Regions from separate parts of the Mus musculus genome. Here region 1 is linked to region 2. The links are chromatin contacts, found by Hi-C or POLR2A ChIA-PET in ENCODE. All regions are on one chromosome and are shown on one strand. Each heading gives the region's core, a stretch centred on a gene start or an enhancer-like site at or near the end of the contact. The rest is flanking DNA. Distances are from core to core; before and after follow the strand shown. Region 1 holds the start of Fam180a (family with sequence similarity 180, member A). Region 2 holds the start of 1810058I24Rik (RIKEN cDNA 1810058I24 gene).

Region 1 (4,342 bases), core at 1,612-4,111, 73 kb after region 2:
TGGGCAGCCCTGGATCTGGCCATGGAATCTCCACCCTGGGAGGCAGGGGAGGGAGGAATCCTAGAGAGCACTGCCTAGGGGGAGCCTGGGAGAAGGGGCAGAAGAAGGCTGCCTGCCAGTTGGCAGACTCCTTTTGGGTTTCTTTCTATATAGAGCAGTGTGTAAGGGGGAGGGGTGTGGTGGTGGGGGGTAAGGATGGAAGAATACAGTCTCCTAAGAAAAGCATCCCCTAAACTCCTTTTAGGGAATTCATTGAAAGCAGGGTGACAGTTCAGAGTTGGAGTAAGGATAAGGTGAAAGGGACAACACCTGTGGAAAGTTATTTTAGTGTGTGTGTGTGTGCATGCACAGGCGCGCGCGCACACACACACACACACACACACACACACACACAGGAAGGTACCATGTGATGGCCTCAAGAGCATTACTCTCAGGAAAACAGTCCATTTTCTTTAGACAGTATGTCTCATTGGCCTGGAGCTCACCAGCTGGGTTAGGCTGGTGGCAGCGAGCTGTGGGATGCTATGCTCAGTCTCCATAGCGATAGGATTACAGACACAGGCTGCCACACCCAGATACCCAGGTTATTTATTTTTTTTAACATGGAATCTGGGGCAACTCAGGCTCTCATGCTTGCACAGGAAGCACTTTATCAACCGAGCTGATCTGAAGGTGACAAAAATTGTGTCCTCTTTTAATTAGAAAAAAAAATGTTTAAGATAAAGGAAAAAATAAACGCCAACTGCGTGGAAGAATGTTAAAGAAACTTGGATGGACACCACATCACTTGTTGCTTCCGAACACAGTCTCTGACCATACATCTAGCCCTTCGTACTTTGTCCCATAATGGCCTTTGGGTCATTTGTGTTGGCCTTGGGTCTTTAGAGCCCGTGTCCCTGCTGGAAAAACCTTCTCCCAAGAGCCTCAGATGTTGCTACCAAGCATGTGGAGAGACTCAGCTTTTCATTAAGGAATAATGCTTATATATATTTTTTAGAGTGGTAAGTAGCCACTAACGCTTATGTACATCATTTTCATAGCGTATTTTTGAATATCATCCTCAAATCATCCTTTGAGGGCATGTCTTGTGATTGCTAGGATGCTACTTGCTAACAACATCCAGAGAAGCTAGGAACCTGCCAGAGATCACGCAGGTGGCTTGTTAGAGAAAGCACTGCAGTCTCTGAGTCCTTGCAGGGGTGTTTACGAGCCTTCTTGAACGCCCAGTGCCCTCTTGGCTTCCTGACAGCTGGAGCCTTAAGAAGAGAACATGCCGTTGTCTCCTTTGGCAAATTAAGTTGTGCTCCTAGTGCGATGAACGTAAGTGACAGAATCCATTTCTAAGACCTCTCTGCTTTCCACCCCGAAGTGCTGCCCTTAAAGACAGCACAATGGCAGGTAGGCATGTGTGTGTGTGCATGCGTGTGTGTGTGTGTGTGTGTGTGTGTGTGTGAATGTGTGTGAAATGTCTGCATTGTGTGTTGTTTGCACCTCAGCAACACTTATGTCCCAGCCAGTCCCTAAGATCAGGCTTAAGCACAAGGAGGATTAATAAGGGCTTCGAGCCCCTCTCTTCCATTGCAAGTGCTTCTCCTCTGCCGCTCAGGCCTCCCTTTCCCTCCCTGACATAGTCCCTGAGAAGGAGGGGTTCATTCATGTCCCCATACCAATCCTCATGCCCTTAGGGGTCTCTATAAAGAGCGTCTGGATTGACTTGAGGGAACGCTGGATTTCTAGGTCTTTCTGGGGACGTGAACTCATTTGAATGTAGGCAGCGGGAAGATTTCTCCTCAGACTGGCATGGAGTGGATAACACCCCCCAGCTCTTCATTTCCTGATAGTAATAAACTAGCTGGCCTGATATGTCCCCGGTGACTGCCAAGTGCAGCCAGACCAGAGTAAAGATGCCACCTTTGTTCTCAGAAGCGGCATCTGAGAGAGAAGATATCAATCAGCATGAGAGTAAAGCTTTTGCACACACCGGTTTCTTTCCATGGAGGCTTGATGTGAATGACAGGGGCCAAGCACACTGGGTGGATGCCCTAAATGTTCTTTTTTTTTTCCCCTCTCACTCACCACCACACAGCTCTACCTGGCTGCCAAAATGCACACCCATAGCATCCTGGAGACCTCATTCTTAGCCAGTGTGGCCAAGAACTCTCTGCGTTAGTCCCAGTGGCCACCATTCCATCACACAGGCAGCTGAGTTTGATACCTTCTCTCGGGGGGTCTGTCCCAGCAGCAGCAGGCAGGGATCTGCAGAGAACCCTTACCCATCCTCCGAAACACCCAAGAGTTCTTTCTGGCTCACCAGCAGGAGCAACCCGATGGCTTCTCAACCTCCATCGGGCTCCCAAATTGGCTGCTTCGATGCTCTTCCACCGGGTATTTCCTATCACCTTTTACCAAGAGGGACCATAGAGCACTGGCAAAGTTGGCGTATGAAGCAGGCACGGGGCTTTTAATTCCTTCCTCCCTCTAACTCTACTCCACTGCCACAATTCTATTCAAGAAAGATGAATGAGCACCAGAGAAACACAAGAATTCAAAACAACTCACCCCTGCTCCACCTGCAGGACGCAGTGGCCTGGGTGCTGGAGAATACCAGCAGAATCGTCAGCGCCTTCCAGGACATCTTCCAGGAGGGAGACAAGCTGACCTTCTATTCCTGCGGGACCCCAGGGGCTGCAGGTGGACCCCTGCTCTTCTCAGCGAGAGGACAGAGTTCTTACTGCCCTTTCTTGTCTATAAGGAAAGCAAGGGCCTCTCCCTGGCTCCACAGGATGGAGGCGGATGCAGCCTCTTGGGTGGGACAGAAGTTGGTACCTCTCTTAACCTAACTCTCTCTGGGATTAGGGGACCAGGCTTCCACACAGAGGCTCTGTTTTTGAGCACATCTGGAGTGACTCACGGGGCATGTGATCTCTTTGGCAGTGGGCTGGATAAATATAATTTCTGTACTTGAGTTCCATGTGTTGGATGCGCCCACTGGAATTTTTCTTTAACAAACAGACCCGCGGAACTTGTTAGAGAGCCCGGCGAGAAGTTGGCTGTTTTCCCTGTCCACACATACTACTTCAGAGCCAGGACTGCGGGCTGGAGGAAGAGCTGGGAGGTTGCCTGGCAGACGGTGGGGCTGGTGGAGCTCAGAGTTGCCTGTAGGACAGCACAGTCATTGTGGTACTAGGGTGGGGTGTTCCTGCTATCGTTCCCTGGAGCTAGACTTGTGGGTCTTGGGGTCTGGCGCCTTTCCTAGCTTCTGGGTAGGTGGGGCATTGGTAGGTTGTGAGGAGCAGAGTGGGCAGGTGGCCTTGGAGAATAGGTATTGCTTTTGGGAACCTTGTGAGTCTATGCAGGAGGCTGGGAAGCTGAGCTCCTGTTCACATCCATGATCCATTGGGTGCTTTCCACAGAGTTTTTAAAGAGAAGAGGTCTAATTAGCATATTCTTCTTGAGGGTCAAGAGCATGACACTGGCTTCTTGCACAGTTCTGACTAAGATCTGATGGCAGAAGACACCTCAGTGGGAATGTTTGCAGGGAAGAGATTTCATGCTGATCTAGGAAGCCTTCGGGGGTCAGGTTTTCTCTGTTTGCAAAAACCTTTCAAGGTAACTAACCAGGGTCCCCAAAGAACTACATTAACCCCTTCCAGGGACAATGCCCCAATGAGCTAGTTACTTTGCACCAAGCCCTGCTCTCTATCGAGAGGGTTCTATATACTTTTTCACCCTATTATACTGGGGACCAAGCAGCTTGCAACCTGACCCTTGGGGCCACTGAACCTCTCTGTACTGTGCCCAGATCAGCGACCAAATCCTTTTATGTCTAGCAGAATGGCAGTATTTTCCCATCATCATTTAAAAAGTACTGGGAGACGGCTCAGTTGTTAAAGAGCTTGCTGTGTGAGCGTGATCCCCAGTACTCAGGAAGTAACCAGCACAGCAGCATCTGTTTGTAATCTCAGTCCTCAGCTGGGGAGGCAGAGACAGGAGGATCCCCAGGCCTGCCGACCGGACTCGCTACATGAATTGGTTAAATTTCAGGTTTGTACGGTGGAGCAGGATTAAGGAAGACACCTGACATCGCTCTCACATGCATGCACAGGCAATGCTCACTCGCTCCCCAGACATGTACAGGCATACACACATAGAAGCACAGTTGTAGGCATGCTATGTCTCTAATTATGTGCCCCCTTCCCTTACCTCTAGAGGAGACTATGAAAGCTTGGAGAACTTTGAAGAATCTCTTACTGTTACGGCTTTCTAGCCTGTGGAGACAGTGGTCAGGATAAGTGGACTACCAGAGTGGACACCATGCGGTCCCTTATACTTCCATTGGAGC
Region 2 (3,987 bases), core at 1,159-3,658:
CCACATTATTTTGAAAATGTTGGATCTTCTGAAGAACTGGGAGGAATGTACAATGGATGCCTCTCGTTTTTGTCCAATCAGTAGTTGTCTATAGTGCTTTCTCCGATATGTATTCTAGGTTTCCTCCTGCGTTTGTCACACCATTGATAACACCTCAATTGTTAAATGTGTATGTATGTGTAAGTGGAGATCAGAGGTTAGTTCACCTTAGATGTCACGCTTCAGATACTCTGCATCCTACTTTCTGAAACAGGGTCGCTCACTGGCTTGGAATCCACAGCTTTGGGCTAGGCTCGATGGCTAGCAAGCCTCAGAGATTTGTCAGTCTAGCTGCCCAGCACCGGAACTCAGGTCCTCATAGCCCTGGCTGTCCTGGAACTCACTTTGTAGACCAGGGTGGCCTCGAACTCAGAAATCCGCCTGCCTCTGCCTCCGGAGTGCTGGGATTAAAGGCGTGAGACACCACTGATCAATTGATCAATAATTAAGAAAATGCCTTGGGGCTGGATCTTAGAGGAGACACATTTTCTCAATTGAGACTCCTTTCTATCTGATAACTCTAGTTTGCACCAGACTGACATGAAACTAGCCAGTGCATTGTGTTATTATTATTTTTTAGGGGTAAAAGTGATTAAATAAAAAATTCAGAATGCCTCACCCCACTTTCTCTGCAGCTATTAAAGTACACTGGGTTATTTTTTCTCAATTTAAATACATTTTAGTATGCCAAACCTATTGACCTTTCCCTTGGTGGTGTGTGATCTTTATGTTTTATTCTATTTTTTTCCCCTCTAATCAGCTCTTTTGTCAGTTTAGCAGATGAGTTGGGAGGAGGGAGAGAAGTAATGAGGTGGATGGATGGAGAAACACAGAAATGGAGGGAAATTCTGAGAGAGGGCTTGACTAGGGATGGTGGAGGAGAAAGTTGGTTGGAGAAGAAAGGGAGACATAGCTAGAGGCAAGGACATCTGGGAGCTCAAAGAACTTGACTTTGATTGAGCTGGGAGAGAGAGAGAGAGAGAGAGAGAGAGAGAGAGAGAGAGAGAGAGAGAGAGAGAGAGAGAGAGATATTTTCCTCTTTTGAGGAGGGGAGAGGCAGCAGAATGAGATACAGGGGCCCAAAGGGCAAAGGAACAAAAGGTTCGGGTCTTGGTTAGGGTTTTACTTTTGTGAGGAGACACCATGACCAAGACAACTCTTAGAAATGACAACATTTAATTGGGGCTGGCTTACAGGTTCAGAGTTTCAGTCCATTGTCACCAAAGTGGAAGCATGGCAGTATCCAGGCAGGCATGGTGCTGGCAGAGCTGAGAGTTCTACATCTTCATCTGAAGGAAGCCAGAGAGCATCCTCAAGCTGCTAGGAGGAAGATTTCCAAGTCCATCCCCACAGTGACACATTTCCTCCAACAAGGCCACACCTTCTAATAGTGCCACTCCCTGGGACGAGCATATGTAAACCATCACAGTTCAGGTAACCAAAATGGCTGGATTATATAGGGAAAAGCCTCATCGGGAAAAGCAGCCCAGCCCCTGAACTGGTGAGTTTAGGGTAGAGGGCTGCATGTGCCAGCCACACCCTGTAACAGGCCGGGACTGAGGGATGCTGGCGAGGACCAGGAGGCCAGGTCCACTTTGATATGTTAAGTAGTCCTCTGCCATTGTCCCAGGGTTAACAGCCCCACTAGGCGCAGCTGATTTGTTTTTCTGTTATTTGAAGCCAGAGTACCCCTTAACTAGATAAAGGTCAATTCCAAAGACTGAGAGCAACATGAGAAGGGTGGTTTCGATGTGCTTGTGTATGTGGGTGACCAGCAGCGCGACCGGACAAGAGTGGATTCATCTTTGGCTCCTGCATGGTAGATGATTCGCGCTCCACTTGAGGAGGAAGTAAACTTCAGATAGGTTGCTGGTGGCTGCCAGCAATCGCTACTTGGATCCAGTCGTGCCAGACTCCGCAGACCTCTCTCCATCATCTATCACGTGGCTGAGGACTACCCTTAACTAGGCTGCATAGCACACTTGTGGGCTTTTGTGAAATGGAACCTTTTCCCCCTTTTCGTCTGAGAGTCGGCTGTGGTGGAGATTAGTGTGGACTTCATAAAGGCTCCCAGGAGAGTGAGTTGTTCACTTGGCATGGCACCCGCTACCTCACCCCCACCCTGGTTTAGTAGGTAACACAGCCACGTCTGACTGTATTAATACAATTGCCAGCGTCCTTGTCACCCGGAGGCTTTGGTTCAAAGAGGCCTAGGTTTGCACCTCGCCCTCTTGCTTCCCGAGATGGCCGTCAGAGGGCGCTGCGGCTCCGCGAGTCGCTTCCGGGAATGGAGAGGGCGGGGCAGGGCGGGGCGGGGCGTAAACCGGAACCTGGCAGCGGGTTCCGCCCTCGCGCCGGGGAGGAGTCCCGGAGCCGAGCTGGAGCTGGAGCACCTCTCACACCCTCCTCGCCCTCCCCACCGACATCATGCTCCAGTTCCTGGTGAGTGGGGCCTCGGAGGATCGGGCCTCGCGGTCGCCTCGTTCCCCCGGGGTCCCGGGTCGGCGGTGCACGGCTCTGCAGTTGGGGCTCGTCGCCCTCGGGTTTGCTCGCGCAGTTTTCCTCTGGCCTCCTCCTAAGTCCTTGGGTCTTTGCCTGGGTTTGTTTATATGTAGTCCTTCAAGTTCCGAAAACTTTGGGGTGTCAGTGATATGACTGCGTTTTCAAAAAACCACTTACTGTGAGCTCTTGGCGAAATCTTCGCGGTAAGTTGGGTCGGAGGAGTCATCAAGATGACTTGGCTCCTGTCCTCTCCACGCGACTTCCCGTAGACCCCCATCTATTATATACGGCTTATTTGAGGCCTCAGAGTGCCTTTCACACGCCGTGCATTAGTCAGCCACATCACGAGGTCGCAGCGAGAGATCCACAGTGCCCTCCCTCTTCAGACCTTTACAGATTGCCCGCTTTGAGGAGTGAGTCAGACTGCCCTGCGAGTAACTCTTGTAAAAACCTGCCCCTCCCCACACCCTTTCAAGTCTCCTTTTTGAGTTAACACGTTTTTCTGGCAAAAATCAAGTATTTCTAAAATTGCCTGTTGAGGATTCTAGGAAACTTGCCAGTCAAATTTTCAGATGAAAGTTTTCAAACACTTTCAGATGAAAGCGTTTCATCTTCGAATTCTAATAAAGCAGATATCTTCTTTCTTTCCCACGGTCAGTGGCTACCTGGTGCTCCGAGAATGAGTATTGTTTACATAAAACTGCCCTACAAAGACTCAGTTGCCTCTGGGGTTTCTCTAGTGTCCTAACTAGGCCTTAGTTTAGGAGGTAGGAGTAATTAGCAGTAATTTACTTGTTAGGAATCACTTTTAAAAGCAGCATCAGCCAGCTAGTGTAAGGTGATAGGATTGGCCCTTCCACTGCATTTGCTGTTCATTGATAAGCAGGGAGAACATTAAATCGATTACACTTAACCTTTTAAGTGCTTTGCTGAATGAGGCTACCTGGTGCGGGACTAGCGCTCTGTACTTAAACATGGGTTTTGATTGGAAAATTCAAAATTTTCAACATTTATGGAGAGATGCTGAAGCCGACCATTAGATGCTTAGCTAGGATGTAACTGATGTTCCTTCTCTTGCCCTGGGTCTGTCTCCTCTTCATTGCTTTTGTTGGGAAAAGTGGAATCAGATGTACAGAGATGGAATCAACTTTCCTCTTGTGGAACTTGGTCAAACACTGCTAGTTTCTGCAAATCTTGCTTTTTACATTAGCCGTTTCAACTGTTTTCTAAATGGTTAAGAGTTTAGACCCTATCTTTAATCTCAAGGTGTGTGTGTATGTGTGTGTGTTGGGGACGTGGGGTTGGGTGGGTGTTGGCCAGGTTATTTAAATTTTCTATGCTTCAGTTTGCACCTCATGAGGTTTCAAAAGGAGCCAAGATGTTGAACACGTAAACACTAAATCGTGGTTGAGATATACTGCCCTGTCTCTTCTGTAAGGTATCAGA

The links. Hi-C counts contacts between places; a loop is a spot of excess contacts on that map. ChIA-PET counts read pairs that join two places held with the same protein, here RNA polymerase II (POLR2A).
Region 1: a loop to region 2 is called in a map of gastrocnemius, with 7 times the contacts of the local background. The contact joins the promoter of Fam180a here to the promoter of 1810058I24Rik in region 2. A Hi-C loop is called at or near these places in 1 of 37 maps with a recorded cell type or tissue (gastrocnemius). POLR2A ChIA-PET finds 5 or more read pairs at or near these places in 2 of 5 experiments (Patski and embryonic stem cell).

Annotation. Positions count from the first base shown.
Region 1 is chr6:35,323,280-35,327,621 of GRCm38, forward strand. It overlaps Fam180a (family with sequence similarity 180, member A), which reads right to left and starts at 2,862. Exons shown (of 3, transcript NM_173375.2): 1 at 2,560-2,862. The coding sequence starts at 2,635.
Region 2 is chr6:35,250,302-35,254,288 of GRCm38, forward strand. 1810058I24Rik (RIKEN cDNA 1810058I24 gene) reads left to right here and starts at 2,409. Exons shown (of 3, transcript NM_001384235.1): 1 at 2,409-2,481. The coding sequence starts at 2,467.